3 separate regions of the Homo sapiens genome follow, and regions 2 and 3 are each linked to region 1. The links are chromatin contacts, found by Hi-C or POLR2A ChIA-PET in ENCODE. All regions are on one chromosome and are shown on one strand. Each heading gives the region's core, a stretch centred on a gene start or an enhancer-like site at or near the end of the contact. The rest is flanking DNA. Distances are from core to core; before and after follow the strand shown.

The links. Hi-C counts contacts between places; a loop is a spot of excess contacts on that map. ChIA-PET counts read pairs that join two places held with the same protein, here RNA polymerase II (POLR2A). Pooled maps may share reads with other maps.
Region 2: a loop to region 1 is called in a map of gastrocnemius medialis, with 2.6 times the contacts of the local background. The contact joins the enhancer-like site here to the promoter of SLC35A3 in region 1. A Hi-C loop is called at or near these places in 7 of 168 maps with a recorded cell type or tissue (IMR-90, K562, MCF 10A and 4 more), 5 of 37 single-sample maps with no recorded cell type and 21 of 50 pooled maps. POLR2A ChIA-PET finds 5 or more read pairs at or near these places in 5 of 52 experiments (GM12878, HEK293T, K562 and 2 more).
Region 3: a loop to region 1 is called in a pooled map, with 1.9 times the contacts of the local background. The contact joins the enhancer-like site here to the promoter of SLC35A3 in region 1. A Hi-C loop is called at or near these places in 1 of 50 pooled maps. POLR2A ChIA-PET finds 5 or more read pairs at or near these places in 2 of 52 experiments (PC-3 and WTC11).

What each region holds. Positions count from the first base shown.
Region 1 is chr1:99,968,126-99,972,734 of GRCh38, reverse strand. It overlaps SLC35A3 (solute carrier family 35 member A3), which reads right to left and starts at 2,739. Exons shown (of 8, transcript NM_012243.3): 1 at 2,573-2,739. The region is part of intron 1 of LOC124904230 (a long non-coding RNA gene); the gene reads left to right. RefSeq lists enhancers at 2,290-2,379, 3,100-3,149, 3,210-3,259 and a silencer at 2,500-2,699.
Region 2 is chr1:99,806,679-99,811,313 of GRCh38, reverse strand. No RefSeq gene overlaps it. Among named protein-coding and RNA genes, the nearest start is that of AGL, 41 kb to the left of the region's middle. RefSeq lists an enhancer at 1,540-2,040. Within about 2 kb of position 2,438, at least 4 of the 41 ENCODE cell types and tissues checked have a DNase peak (open chromatin) inside an H3K27ac peak, as active enhancers do; they include GM12878 and gastrocnemius medialis, where a contact is called at or near this core.
Region 3 is chr1:100,181,893-100,186,309 of GRCh38, reverse strand. No RefSeq gene overlaps it. Among named protein-coding and RNA genes, the nearest start is that of LRRC39, 5.8 kb to the right of the region's middle. Within about 2 kb of position 1,594, at least 2 of the 41 ENCODE cell types and tissues checked have a DNase peak (open chromatin) inside an H3K27ac peak, as active enhancers do.

The DNA of each region.
Region 1 (4,609 bases), core at 1,490-3,989:
AGTCTGTTTCATTACATGATTAATGTAACAAATATTTAAGAGTCTAATACATCATGATGTGTTCAAGTACTAAAGTGCTTTAAAAATGTAGTAAGTACAGGCTGGGCGCGGTGGCTCATGCCTGTAATTCCAGCACTTTAGGAGGTGAGGTGGGTGGATCACTTGAGGCCAGGAGTTCAAAACCAGCCTGGCCAACATGGTGAAACCCCCGTCTCTACTAAAAATACAAAAATTAGCTAGGTGTGGTGATGCACGCCTGTAGTCCCAGCTACTCGAGAGGCTGAGGCAGAAGAATCTCTTGAACCTGGAAGGCAGAGGTGGCAGTGAGGCGAGAGGGTCACGCCACTGCACTCCAGCCTGCGTGACAGAGCAAGACTCCATCTCAAAAAAAAAAAAAAAAAAAGTAGTAAGTACAAATGCTTTCCTTAGGAAGCTTACATTACAGTAGGGATAATAGAACTCTCAAATTACAATGCAAATTTAACAAGTGTTGTAAGATTTATAAAGCCCAGCACACATGAAGAAAAAAAAATGGGCTGGGCGTAGTGGCTCATGCCTGTAATCCCAACACTTTGGGATGTCGAGGCAGGTGGATCACCTGAGGTCAGGAGTTCAAGACCAGCCTGGCCAACATGGTGAAACCCCGTCTCAACTAAAACTACAAAAAAATTGGCTGGGTGTGGTGGCGGGCACCTGTAATCCCAGCTACTTCAGGAGGCTGAGGCAGGAGAATCGCTTGAACCCGGGAGACGGAGGTTGCAGTGAGCCGAGATCGCAACATTGAACTCCAGCCTGGGCAACAAGAGCAAAACTCTCTCAAAAAAAGAGAAAAAGAAAAAGAAAAAAAGAATGAACTGGATTTATGGCAGATTTCAGAAAGCTGCATAAGAAAGAGATGGCATTTAAGGAATTGAAGAATAAGTAGAATTTCTACAAAGACAGCAAGGAAGGCCTTCCTTGTTTCTTCTTTGTAGGAAGAAATGATAAAAGCAAACACCAAGGCTGACAGGCATATAGCATGTTCAGAAACTGGACGTCTAATTAACGACTAGTTTGGCTAAAAAATAGGATATGTGGAAAAAAGTAATACTTGTTTAATAAAAGGAAAAAAGAAAGAATCATATTGGGGGCCGGGTGCGGTGGCTCACGCCTGTAATCCCAGCACTTTGAGAGGCCGAGGTGGGTGGATCACGAGGTCAGGAGATCGAGACCATCCTGGCTAACATGGTGAAACCCCGTCTCTATTAAAAATACAAAAAAATTAGCCGGGCGTGGCGGCGGGCGCCTGTAGTCCCAGCTACTCAGGAGGCTGAGGCAGGAGAACGGCATGAACCCGGGAGGCGGAGCTTGCAGTGAGCTGAGATTGCGCCACTGCACTCCAGCCTGGGCGACAGAGCGAGACTCCGTCTAAAAAAAAAAAAAAAGAATCATATTGATTTTACTGGAGCCACCGTCAGACTCAAATTCTGAAGGAAAAATCTGAAGCCTCCCTAAATAATATAAAATTTATTAAATGCCTCCCTAAATAATTTACATTTTATTCTGAAGCCGATCGAGAGTCACTGCGTATTTCTGAGGAAGGAATAACCAAAAAAAGAAAGTCATAAGATCTTTGGCTTTAAAAGTAATATGGAGGCAAGTGACTGGAAGGGTGCCAGGCTGAGGACAAGTCCAGTTTGGAAGTTATTGCTATAGTGCAAGTAAGAAGAGGAAAGACGAGCATATTTAGCAGACAGGTAGTGGGAATGAAAAAGGGGAGAACTAAATTTGAGATGCTGAAGAGATAGAATCAACAGTTGGGAGGAAAGTTAGCCTCAGAAATATAAGTTTACAAGTCATTCCCTTGAAACACCCTGAGTTTACCAGTGAAAGTGAATAAGAACACCAAGTAAGAAACTGCACCAAATTTCATCTTTAACTACTAAAGTCGAATGTTGATTTCAAAAACGAAAAGACTTAATTTTCAAATACTGCATTTAAGAGAACATAATAAAAGATCGTCTTTTACTATAAAGCAATGCACCCACACACCTGTTCTGATGAGAATCTCACCCCACTTCAAACAGTCCTTGTGTTCTTACTAGCCTTACCAAGGGCAGCCTTTCCATTTCTTTAAGTTCCTGCGGCTTCTTGAGCTCCAGGTGCTGGTCGGGTGCATCTGTGCCTACCACAGGGCTCAACACCGAGCGAGAGCTCATGGGATGTTCACTGAAGGAATGACGGGCCCCAGCCGGGCCCACCCGTCACTAGCTCCGCACGCACCAGGCGCTGAGGCACACACTGCCGTCTTCATTCGCTTGACACACCCCTCTCCTCGGGCCTTTTTTCCTCCTCCACCCAGTACATTCCGCACGTCGTCCGTCGGAGTTACAACGTGTCACCTCATCTGCTCCCACCCCTACTTAGCTAGCACTGTATTTCAGGTCTTCGATACCGTCCCCTTCACCCCTACAGACTTCACATCAGCCCCCTCGCATGCCTCCTCTTCCTCCTCCTCCAGGAGCTTCCCGGGCCGCCCCGCAGCCGCTAGCCTCCTGGTTCCCGCCCCTCCCCAGGTGCGCTGAGGACTCACCTCCCGCGCAGCTCGACCGGCTGAGCCCACCACCGGGGGCCGCGGTTCAGCTCCGCCGGGCGCCCCAGGCTGCCGAGTCCGCTGGGTCCTACGCGACCGCTGACCCGCAGCGCCGCCGGCTCCCGTCGCCGTAGCCACCGCCAGCTCGGTGCAGCCCAGGCGTTTCCGGGTTCCCGCGGTCCCGTCCCCCAAATGCTCCGGCTTCCGCCTCGGCTCTGGCAAATGCCGTTCCCGGCTCGGCTCTGGCAGCCCCAGCTCGGCACTTGGCAGCTCTGTCCCTAAGGCGACGCACCTGGGCTGCTCTGCTGGCAGCCCCTGGTTCCTGCTTCACCGTCGCGTGGAGGCCTGGGGCACTGCTTTCTGCTACACCTCTCCTAGGAGCGCGAAACAGATGGAGTGACACTCGTCGAGGGCCTCTGCGGGACTGTCTGTTTGCAGAGGGTGCCAAGGTGTCCACTGCGTAAGGAAGGGCAAAGTCCTTTGGGGCAAAGAACCCTGAGAGGAACGGGGAGATGGATTTTGAAAGCAAACGAACCCTCTCCTAAAAGTGACTGTCACTGACCTGAAAACAACCAGATTAGCTATGGCAAAGGCTGCCAACCAACCAGTGGTCTGCAAGAAGGCTTGTTCTTCCACTTCACCCACCCTGACTGAGATCTTGAGACTGAAGGAAACCCAAAGCCGTACCACCAATGGGCCTAGTGTCATCAACCGGGAGAGGAAAAAGAAAACTGGGCCCAGAGGATTGCAGAGTTATGAGGGACCAACCCCTTCCTGGCTGCATGGATCACAGCATTACCTTTTAAAAGTGTTCCAGTAGCTGTGTTGGAAACCCTCTAACCACGGCAGCCCATTCAGGTGATGAACAGGCTGAAATCAGTACTTCAGGTTCAGCTGGATTATCAAATAAGCGAATAGGATTATCTCTTTTTGTTAACTCAGGGCTGCTATAAATTAAGCCTATGTCTCTTTATATTGCAAATGATTAAAACCATGTCCAAGAGAGACATACTTAGAAAAAAAGTGATATTGAAGAAAAATAAGTAACTGTATTAGAGTAGAATAACTGGTTTTAAAATTTTCTGCAATACAGTCTTGAGAAAATTCCTGGATGGTAAAATACATATTAGATCTTAATACATGCCCAGTTTTTTTTGAAACCAAAATGTGCCTGTTAGATGATGATAACAGCATGCCTCGTTTTATTGTGATTTGCTTTATTGCTCTTCACAGACATTGCTTTTGTTTTTTTGTTTTTTTTTTTTACAAATTGAAGGTTTGTGGCAACCTTGCCTCAAGCACATCTATTGGTGCCATTTTTCCAACAGCATGTGCTCACTTTGTGTCTCTGTGTCACATAATATTCAATAATTTTTGCAATATTTAAATTTGTTCATCATTATTATATCTGGTATAGTGCTTTGTGATCAATGATCTTTGATGTTACTATGGTAATTGTTTTGGGGTGCTGATATGGTTTGGCTGTGTCCCCACCCAAATCTCAACTTGAACTGTATCTCCCAGAATTCCCACGTGTTGAGGGAGAGACCTAGGGGGAGATAATTGAATCATGGGGGCCAGTCTTTCCTGTGCTATTCTCATGATAGTGAATAAGTCTCATGAAATCCGATGGGTTTATCTGGGGTTTCTGATTTTGCTTCTTCCTCATTTTTCTCTTGCTGCAGCCATGTAAGCAAGTACCTTTCACCTCCCGCCATGATTCTGAGGCCTCCCCCGCCATGTGGAACTGTAGGTCCAATTAAACTTCTTTTTCTTCCCAGTCTCGGGTATGTCTTTATCAGCACCATGAAAATGGACTAATACAGGTGCCATGTACTGCACTCATATAGAAAGGCAAACTTAATTAATAAATGTTATGTGTGTTCTGACTACTCCACCAACTGCCCATTTCCCCACACTTCTCCCCCTTGGGCCTCCCTATTTCCCAATAAACAGCAATATTGAAATTAGGCCAATTATTAACCCTACAATGGCTTTGAAGGAAATCAAAATATTTTACCCCAAAATATACTACTT
Region 2 (4,635 bases), core at 1,189-3,688, 160 kb after region 1:
GTATCTGATGAGGGCACATTTCCTGGTTCATAAATGGCACCTTCTTCCTGTGTCCTCACACAGTAGAAAGGGCAAGGCAGCCTGTTTTACAAGGACACTAATTCCATTTGGCAAGTGGCACAAATGGGATTAATCTCTTATCCTGAAGGACCTAATCACCCCCGAAAAGCCTCACCTAATACTATCACATTGGGAGTTGAATTAAGTTTCAATATGTGAATTGGCAGGTGGTGAGGGCACACAAATATTCAGACCATAGCAATTCTAAACCTTGAAGTAATTCTTGATTTTTCCATCTCCTATTTTCACATTCAATTCATCCAATTCTGTCAGTTCTTCCCACAAATGTATTGTAATTCAGACCTCTTCACTTGTTCAGTTCTCCAAGTAAGTATGAATCACAGATATCACATACATTTTATGTAAGACTTAGAGTATGTCAGGGGCACACTTGGTTCTCTTGCTGAGGCACACTCCTGCACCCATTTGCAGTGTTCTTCCTTTCTAATAAACTTTCCTTTTTCAAACCTAAAAAAAAAAAGAATATATGTTTTATTGTTACCTCTTAAAACCACGAATTGTGTTCAGAAAACTCCACTGGTTTTCATCACACCTGGAGTAAAATCCAGAGCCCTTGGTGTGGCTTGCAAGTCTCTACACAATCTGGTTCTACTTCTCCCTCTGACCTCATCACCCACCACTCTTTCCTTTTCTTTCTTTAAACTTTTATTTCTTATTTTTAAAATTTTCTCTGTGAGTCTAGCAAATGATCCCATTCTCACTGTACTCCAAGCAGGCTGGCCATGTTGCTATTCCTTGAATGTAACAAACATGCTCTTGCTGTTTTCTCATTCTGGAATAATCTTTTCCCCATATTTCTACATAGCTCACCTTTTCAATTGATTCAGATCTTTGCTCATATTAACTCCTCAGGTGATTACATATTATTGTGATTTGTATGGGTATATAGTTGGCAAAAGATAATGTTAAAAATTTACCAACGCTTGGGCAGAAATGGTGGCTCACACCTGTAATCCTAGCAGTTCGGGGAGCTGAGCTGGGCAGAATGCCTGAGCTCAGGAGTTGGAGACCAGCCTGGGCAACATGGTGGAACTTGGTCTCTACAAAAATACAAAAATTAGCTGGGCTTGGTGGCGCATGCCTGTAGTCCCAGCTACTTGGGGGACTGAGGTGGGAGGATTGCACCTGTGGTCCCAGCTACTTGTGGGGCTGAGGTGGGAGAATCACTTGAGCTTGGGAGATAGAGGCTACAGGGAGCTGTGTTTATGCCACTGCACTCCATCCTGTGTGACAGAGTGAGACCCTATCTCAGAAAAAAAAAAAAAAAAAAGAAAGAAAGAAATTTACCAACCCTCCAAGACTAGCCAACTATTGGACCATTGTCATTTATATAAAACAAACACAACCATTTTAGATTTGATGAGGCACTTTCAAACTCTTTGGCCCATCTATTAGCAAAAGGGAATGTTATATTACCTAGAAAAAGAACGTAGCTGGGCACAGAGGGTCGTGCCTGTAATCCCAGCACTTTGGGAGGTTGAGGTGGGAGGATAGCTTGAGTCCAGGAGTTTGAGACCAACCTGGGCAATATAGTGAGACCTTGTCTATGAAAAAAAGAAAACCTAAACATATAAGGAACTTTCACTTTTGTAACACCAAACTGCCTTTGTAGAATATCTCAGGATTAAACAAATTCGAACAGTGCCAGTTATTAACCCCTTTGGATATGGACTAATTAAGAAGATATGAGACAATCAGAAAAGGTCTTATTAAGATTTCTCGGTTTATACATAAACTCAGATAATAAAACCTCTCTCGTAATACAACTTTGGAGCACTCAATTCTGTTGAGTTATCTCCTCTTTTATTAATGCCAGATCTAGTCACTCTGACTGGGTAATGCTAACTATGGAATTCTGTACAGTGTACGTGTGAATATATGCACTGTATATATATGTGAGGCATGCCTATATGGTGTTAAGCCTTTATCCTTAATGTCTCTCATTTGTGGAAATAATATTCCTTCTTTTATTTGACACTTATTTTCCCCTGGGATTTCCCCAGTGGTATCAACTCTGAACTAGGCAGGCTTCACAGCAGACCAAGTATGACATTGTTTTAATTAACGCCACTCTGAAATATTTGGCTGTGAGTACTTGATAAGGGAAGGCTTCATAAGTATTTCAGGAGGTCTCATTCTCCCGCCTTAAGACCCTTACTACTCTTCTAGGAATTGGGGGAGGAATACAGTGAACTGTCTATGTCCTCACTCTTCAGTGGTAATACTTTATGGGTAGTGCTTCAGGGATGAGTGTGTGGAAAGATTCTAGTTACCTCCCCCTTTCCTTCCAGCAGTCAGACAGAAAGGAAAACGTGGGTGGCCATATAGGGAGATAAACTTGCTCTTCCATGCCCTCAGTTACACGTAACACTTAAAATTTCTTGGCATCTACTGCCACCGTGTGGTTATTTACATTTACTGACTTTAATGTGTTTCCCTTTTAAGGCTGGTCCGAAACAAAAATACAAGGAATTCTAGTTTGTTTTAGTATCCTTCAGCCTCAGATTGTTCCCAAGTCCCTCTAGGTTCTCTGTGCTCTTACACTGACGAGAAGATTCCACTACTAAATACTTTCTTCTTCTCTTATGTTACGCTCTACTAAAGCATGCTGCTGATACTCCAGTGACTTTCAGAGTTTTTGATGAACCAGTTTGAGGCAGAAAGATTCTAAAATGGGCTCCATATGTCCCTGTCCCTGATATTATGGCTTATGTAATCCCTTCACAGGAGTGTGGATGAGACCTGTGACTAGCTTTTAACCAACAGAATATGGCTGAGGTGATGGGATGTCACACTGCAATTACACTGGACAGTATTGTAACTTCTGTATTGCTAACAGACTCTCTTTTTTAGTTTTATTTTTTAATTTTTGTGGGTATAGTAGGTGTATATATTTATGGGGTACATGAGATGTTTTGATTACAGGCATGAAATGTGATATAACCACATCATGGAGAATAGGGTATCCATCCCCTCAAGCATTTATTCTTTGAGTAACAAACAATCCATTTACACTCTTTGAGTTATTTTAAGATGTGCAATTAAGTTATTATTAACTATAGTCACTCTGTTGTGCGATAGCACAACAGATAAATGATAAAATAGGTAAATGATAAAATAGGTCTTATTCATTCTTTCTATTTTCTTGTACCCATTAACCATTCCCACCTTCTCCCTGCCCCACACACTATCCTTCCCAACCTCTGGTAACTGTCCTTTTACTTTCTATGTCCATGAGTTCAACTGTTTTAATTTTTATATCACACAAATAAGTGAGAACATGCAGTGTTTGTCTTTGTGTGCCTGGCTTATTTCACTTAGTAAAATGATCTCCGGTTCCATCTGTGTTGTAGTAAGTGATGGGATCTTATTCTTTTTATGGCTGAATAGTATTCCATTGTGTATATGTATAACATATTCTTTATCCATTCATCTGTTGGTGGACACTTAGTTTGTCCAAATCTTAGCTATTGTAAACAGTGCTGCAGCAAACATAGGGGTGCAGATATCTCTTCAATATACTGACTTCATTTCTTTTGGGTATACCCAGCAATGGGATTGCTGGATCATATAGTAACTCAATTTTTAGTTTTTTGAGGAACCACCAAACTGTTCTCCATAGTGGTTGCGCTAATTTACATGCTAGCAGACTCTCTTGATCGCCTTCTGGGTTTGCATGCATGAAGCAAGCAGCCATGCTAGGGAGACTCAGTGAAAAGAAACTGAGGGTGGCTGCTGGCTGTCAGCTGCAAGAAATTGAGGCTCTCAGTCCAACAAAACACAGGGAATTGTAACAACCACATGAACTTGGAAGCAGATCATCCTCTTCGGTTGAGCTTTCAGATGAGATCACAGCCTTGGCCAACACCTTGATTGCAGCCTGATGAGAGACCTTGAAGGAGAGGACCCAGTTAAGCTATGCCCAGATTCTGTGAGCTTATACAGACAGTCCTTGACTTACTATGGTTCAACTTATGATTTTTGTGACTTCATGATGGGACAAAGGACGTTAAGTATTCAGGAGAAACTGTATTTTGAATTTTGATATTTTCACAGGCTAGTGATATACAGTACAATATTCTCTCTCCATGCTGGGCAGTGGCAGCAAGCCACAGCTCCCAGTCAGCCACACAATCAGAAGGGTAAACAACTGGGTACTCTACAGTGTACTGTGTTTCCAGATGATTTGGCCTGATAGTGGGCTAATGTAAGTGTTCCAAGCATGTTTAAGGTAGGCTAGGCTAAACTATGATGTTCGGTAAGTTAGATATATTTAATGCATTTTTGACTTACAATATTTTCAACTTATGGTGGGCTTATTGAGATGTAACCCCATTGTAAGTTGAGGAGCATCTGTAAATGTGAACTGTTTTCAGCCATTAAATGTGTGGTAATTTGTTACACAGCAATAATTAATACACAGTTCTTTGGTTTTACTTACATCATTCCCCTCTTCCTAGGACTGCAATATAAGTCCTTGGAGACTGTTTTTGGCAATAAATATAATTGTCAAACACCATTCTTTGTTCAGAATTGTCCCTTCTCTCCCACCAA
Region 3 (4,417 bases), core at 345-2,844, 210 kb before region 1:
TGTAGCAGAAGTCATATGAGACTGACTGGAATCAGAGTTTAAGGTCCAGGGGAAAGACATTTGGTGTCCACCAACATTCCCCACCTCTCCTTAGAAACAGTCTCTGTTTTGTGAGACCAAGTGGTTCAAGTTAGGATGTAGCCATAACTTTCTAATATAAATCTCAAAATATGGAGAAGAATGACCCATTAACATTTGGCAAGTGTACAGTCTGTTATTTAAGAGTTTTCCTTGCATAGACACACAGACACACACACATCCATCCACCCAACCTTACCTGGAAGATTTCCACATAAAGGAGTATCGGTGTTCACAACAGTGTAGTACTGGCATAAAGACAGACATAAAGACCAATGGAATAGAATAGAGGCCCAGAAATAAACCCTCACATATATGGTCAAATGTTTTTCTGACAAGGGTGCCAAGACAATTCACACTCTTGTGAAAGGGGAAAGAACAGTCTTTTCAGCAAGTGGTGCTGGGAACACTAGAATGAAGAATACAAAAGAATGAAGTTGGACCCTGCTATGGTCTGAATGTTGTGTCCCCCCCATTAATTCATACATTGAAACCTAATCCCCAAGGTGATGGTATTAAGAAGTGGGGCTTTTGGGAGATAATTAGATCATAAGGACATTGCCTTCATAAATGGGATTAGTGTCCTTATAAAAGAGGCCCTGAAGGAGCTTGTTTCACCTGTGAGGATACAGGGAGAAAGTACTACCTATGAGGAATACACCCTTGCCAAACACCAAATCTGCTGGTGCCTTGATCTTGGACTTCCCAGCCTCCAGAACTATGAGCAATAAATTCTGTCATTTAGAAATTGTCCAGTCTCGGCTGGGTGCAGTGGCTTATCCCTGTAATCCCAGCATTTTGGAGGCTGAGGCTGGTGGACTGCTTAAGCTCAGGAGTTTGAGACCAGCCTAGGCAACATAGTGAAACTCCAACTCTATCAAAAATAAAAAATAAAAAATTAGTTGGGCATGGTGGTGCATGCCTGTAGTCCCAGCTACTCAGGAGGCTGAGGTCAGAGGACCACTTGAGCCCAGGAGGTGGAGGTTGTGGTGCGTGATCACACCACTGCACTCCAGCCTGGTGACAGAGTGAGACTCTGTCTCAAAAAAAAAAAAAAAAAAAAAGGAATTACCCATTCTATCTCAGATGTAAGGATGGATCAACATACACAAATCTATAAATGTGATACACCACATTAACAGACTAAAAGACACAAATCATTTGATCATTTCAATAGATGTAAAAAAAAGCATTTGACACAATTCAGCATCCTTTCATTTAAAAAACTGAGCAAATTAGGTATAGAAGGAATGTACCTCAACACAAGAAAGACCAGATGTGACAAACCCACAGCCAACATTATACTCAATGGTGAAGAGTTGAAAGCTTTTTCTATAAGATCAGGAACAAGACAAGGATGCTGTATTAATCTGTTCTCTCACTGCTATAAAGATACTACCAAAAGAGGCTTAATTGACTCACAGTTCTGCATGACTGGAGAGGCCTCAGGAAACTTACAGCAGAAGACAAAGGGGAAGCAAAGCTTGTCTTACATGGCAGCAGGCAAGAGAGAGAGCAAGAAGGGGGAAGCACCAGACACTTATCAAACAACCAGATCTTGTGAGAACTCACTATCACGACAACAGCATGGGGGAAACCACCCCCATGATCCAATCACCTCCCTCCAAGTCCCTCCCTTGATATGTGGGGATTACAATTTGAATTACAATTTGATATGAGATTTGGGTGGGGACACAGCCAAACCATATCAGATGCCCACACCTGTCACTTCTACTCAATATAGTACTGTAAGTTTTAGCCAGAGCAATTAGGAAAGATAAAGAAATAAAAGGCATACAAATTGGAAAGGAAAATGTTAAATTGTCCCTGTTTACAGATTACATGATCTTATATATTAAAAAAAAAACTCTAATGACTCCACCAAAAAAAAAAAGTTAAGACTAATAAAGTCAGTAAAGTTGCAGGATATAAAATTAACATACAAAAATCATTGTGTTTCTATACACTAACAACAAACTATCCAAAAAGGAAATAAAAAATATTTTACAATAGCTAGAAAGAAAAAAAAATACTTAGAAATAAATTCAACTAGAGGTGAAAGATCTGTCCACTGCAAACTATAAAACATTGATGAAAAAAATTGAAGACATAAATAAATGAAAAGATATCCCATGTTCATAGATTGGAAGAATTAATATTGTTAAAGTGTCCATACTACCCAAAGTGATCTACAGATTCAATGAAATCTCTATCAAAATCCTAATGACTGTTTTCACAGAAATAGAATAAACAATCCTAAAGTTCCACAAAAGACTTCAAATAGCCAAAGCAATCTTGAGCAAAAAGAACAAAGCTGGGGTGTTGACACTACCTGACTTCAAAATATACCACACCGCTACAGTAATCAAACAGCATGATAAGGCTGGACACAGTGACCCACGCCTATAATCACAACACTTTGGGAGGCTGAGGCAGAAGGATTGCTTGAGCCCAGGAATTCAAGACCAGCCTGGGCAACACAGGCAGAACCTGTCTCTGCAAAAAATGTTTTAAATGCTGGGTATGGTGGCGTGTGCCTGTGGCCCCAGCTACTCAGGAGACTGAGGTGGGAGAATTGCTTGGGCCTGGGAGGTCGAGGCTGCAAAGAGTTCTGATTGTACCACTGCACTCTAGCCTGGGCAACACAGTGAGATCCTGCCTCAAAAAAGGCTGCAAGAAAACAGCATGATAGCCAGGTGCAGAGGCACATGCCTATAGTCCCAGCTACTAGGGAGGCTAAGGCAGGAGGATTGCTGGAGCCCAGGAGTTCAATGCCAGCCTGGGCAACATAGTGAGACCCTGTCTCTAAAAATACAAATAAGTAAAACAGTATGGTACTGGCATAAAAACAGACGCAGACCGATAGAACAGAATAGAGAGCCCAGAAATAAATTCACACATTTATGGTCAATTGGTTTTTTGTTTGTTTTGAGACAGGGTCTCCCTTTGTCACCCAGGCTGAAGTGCAGTGATGCTATCATAGCTTACTGCAGCCTTGAGCTCTTGGGCTCAAAGGATCCTCCTGCCTCACCCTCCTGAGTAGCTAAGATTACAGGTGTGCCCCATTATGCCCAGCTAATTAAAACTTTTTTTTTTTTTTGTAGAGGCAGGGGCTTGCTATGTTGCCCAGGTTGGTTTCAAACTCCTGACCTCAAGCAATCCACACATCTCAGCCTCGTAATGTGCTTGGATTACAGGCATAAGCCAATATGCCCAGCCAACAGTCAACTGATTTTTGACAAAGGTGCCAAGAACACACAATCAGCAAACAACACTCTCTTCACTCAATGGTGTTGGGACAACTGGATATCCATATACAGAGGAATAAAACTAATACTTCATGCTACATTAAAAAATAAACTACAAATGAATTAAAGACTTAAATATAAGACCTAAAACTATAAAACTACTAGAAGAAACCATAGAAGAAAAGCTCCATGACATTCATCTGGGCAATAATTTTTTGGATACAAATCCAAAAACACAGGCAACAAAAACAAACATTGACAAATGGGATTACACCAAACTAAAAATCTCTTGCACGGCCAAGAACACAAACAACAAAGTGAAGAGACAACCTGTCTGCAAATCATACATCCGATAAGGGGTTAATAAAAAAAAAAAAAAAAAAAAAGAAACTCAACTCAGCAATGAGAAAACAAAGAACTCAATTTAAAAATTGGCAAAGGATCTGAGTAGACATTTCTCCAAAGAAGACATAAAAATATCCAACAGGTATATGAAAAAGTGCCCCAAATCAAAAATCACAGTGAGATATCACCTCACGCCTGTTAGAATGACTGTTATCAAAAACACAAAAGATAACACGTGTTGGTGAGGATGTGGAGAAAAGGAAACCCTTGCACATTGTTGGTGGGAATGTAAATTAGTACAGCCCTTGTGAAAAACAGTATGGAGATTCCTAAAAAAAATTAAAAATTAAAAAACTACTATAGGATCCATTAATCCAGTACTAAGTACGTATCCAAAATAAAGGAAATCAGTATGTCAAACAGATATCTGCACCCTGATGCTTATTACAATATTATTCACACTAGCCAAGATGAAATGAACCTAAGTGTTCATCAACAGATGAATGGATAAAGAAAATGCATATGTACACAATGGAGTGTTATTCAGCCTTGAAAAAGAAAGAAATCCTGTCACTAGCAACAACATGAATAAATGTGGAAGACATTATATTAAGTGAAATAAGCCAGGAACAGAAACACAAATATACCACTTAATTTCACTTATACACGGGATCTAAGAAAGTTGAACTCATAGAAGTAGAGAATATGGTGGTTACCAGAGACTTGGGAGAGGGGTTGGGGAAACA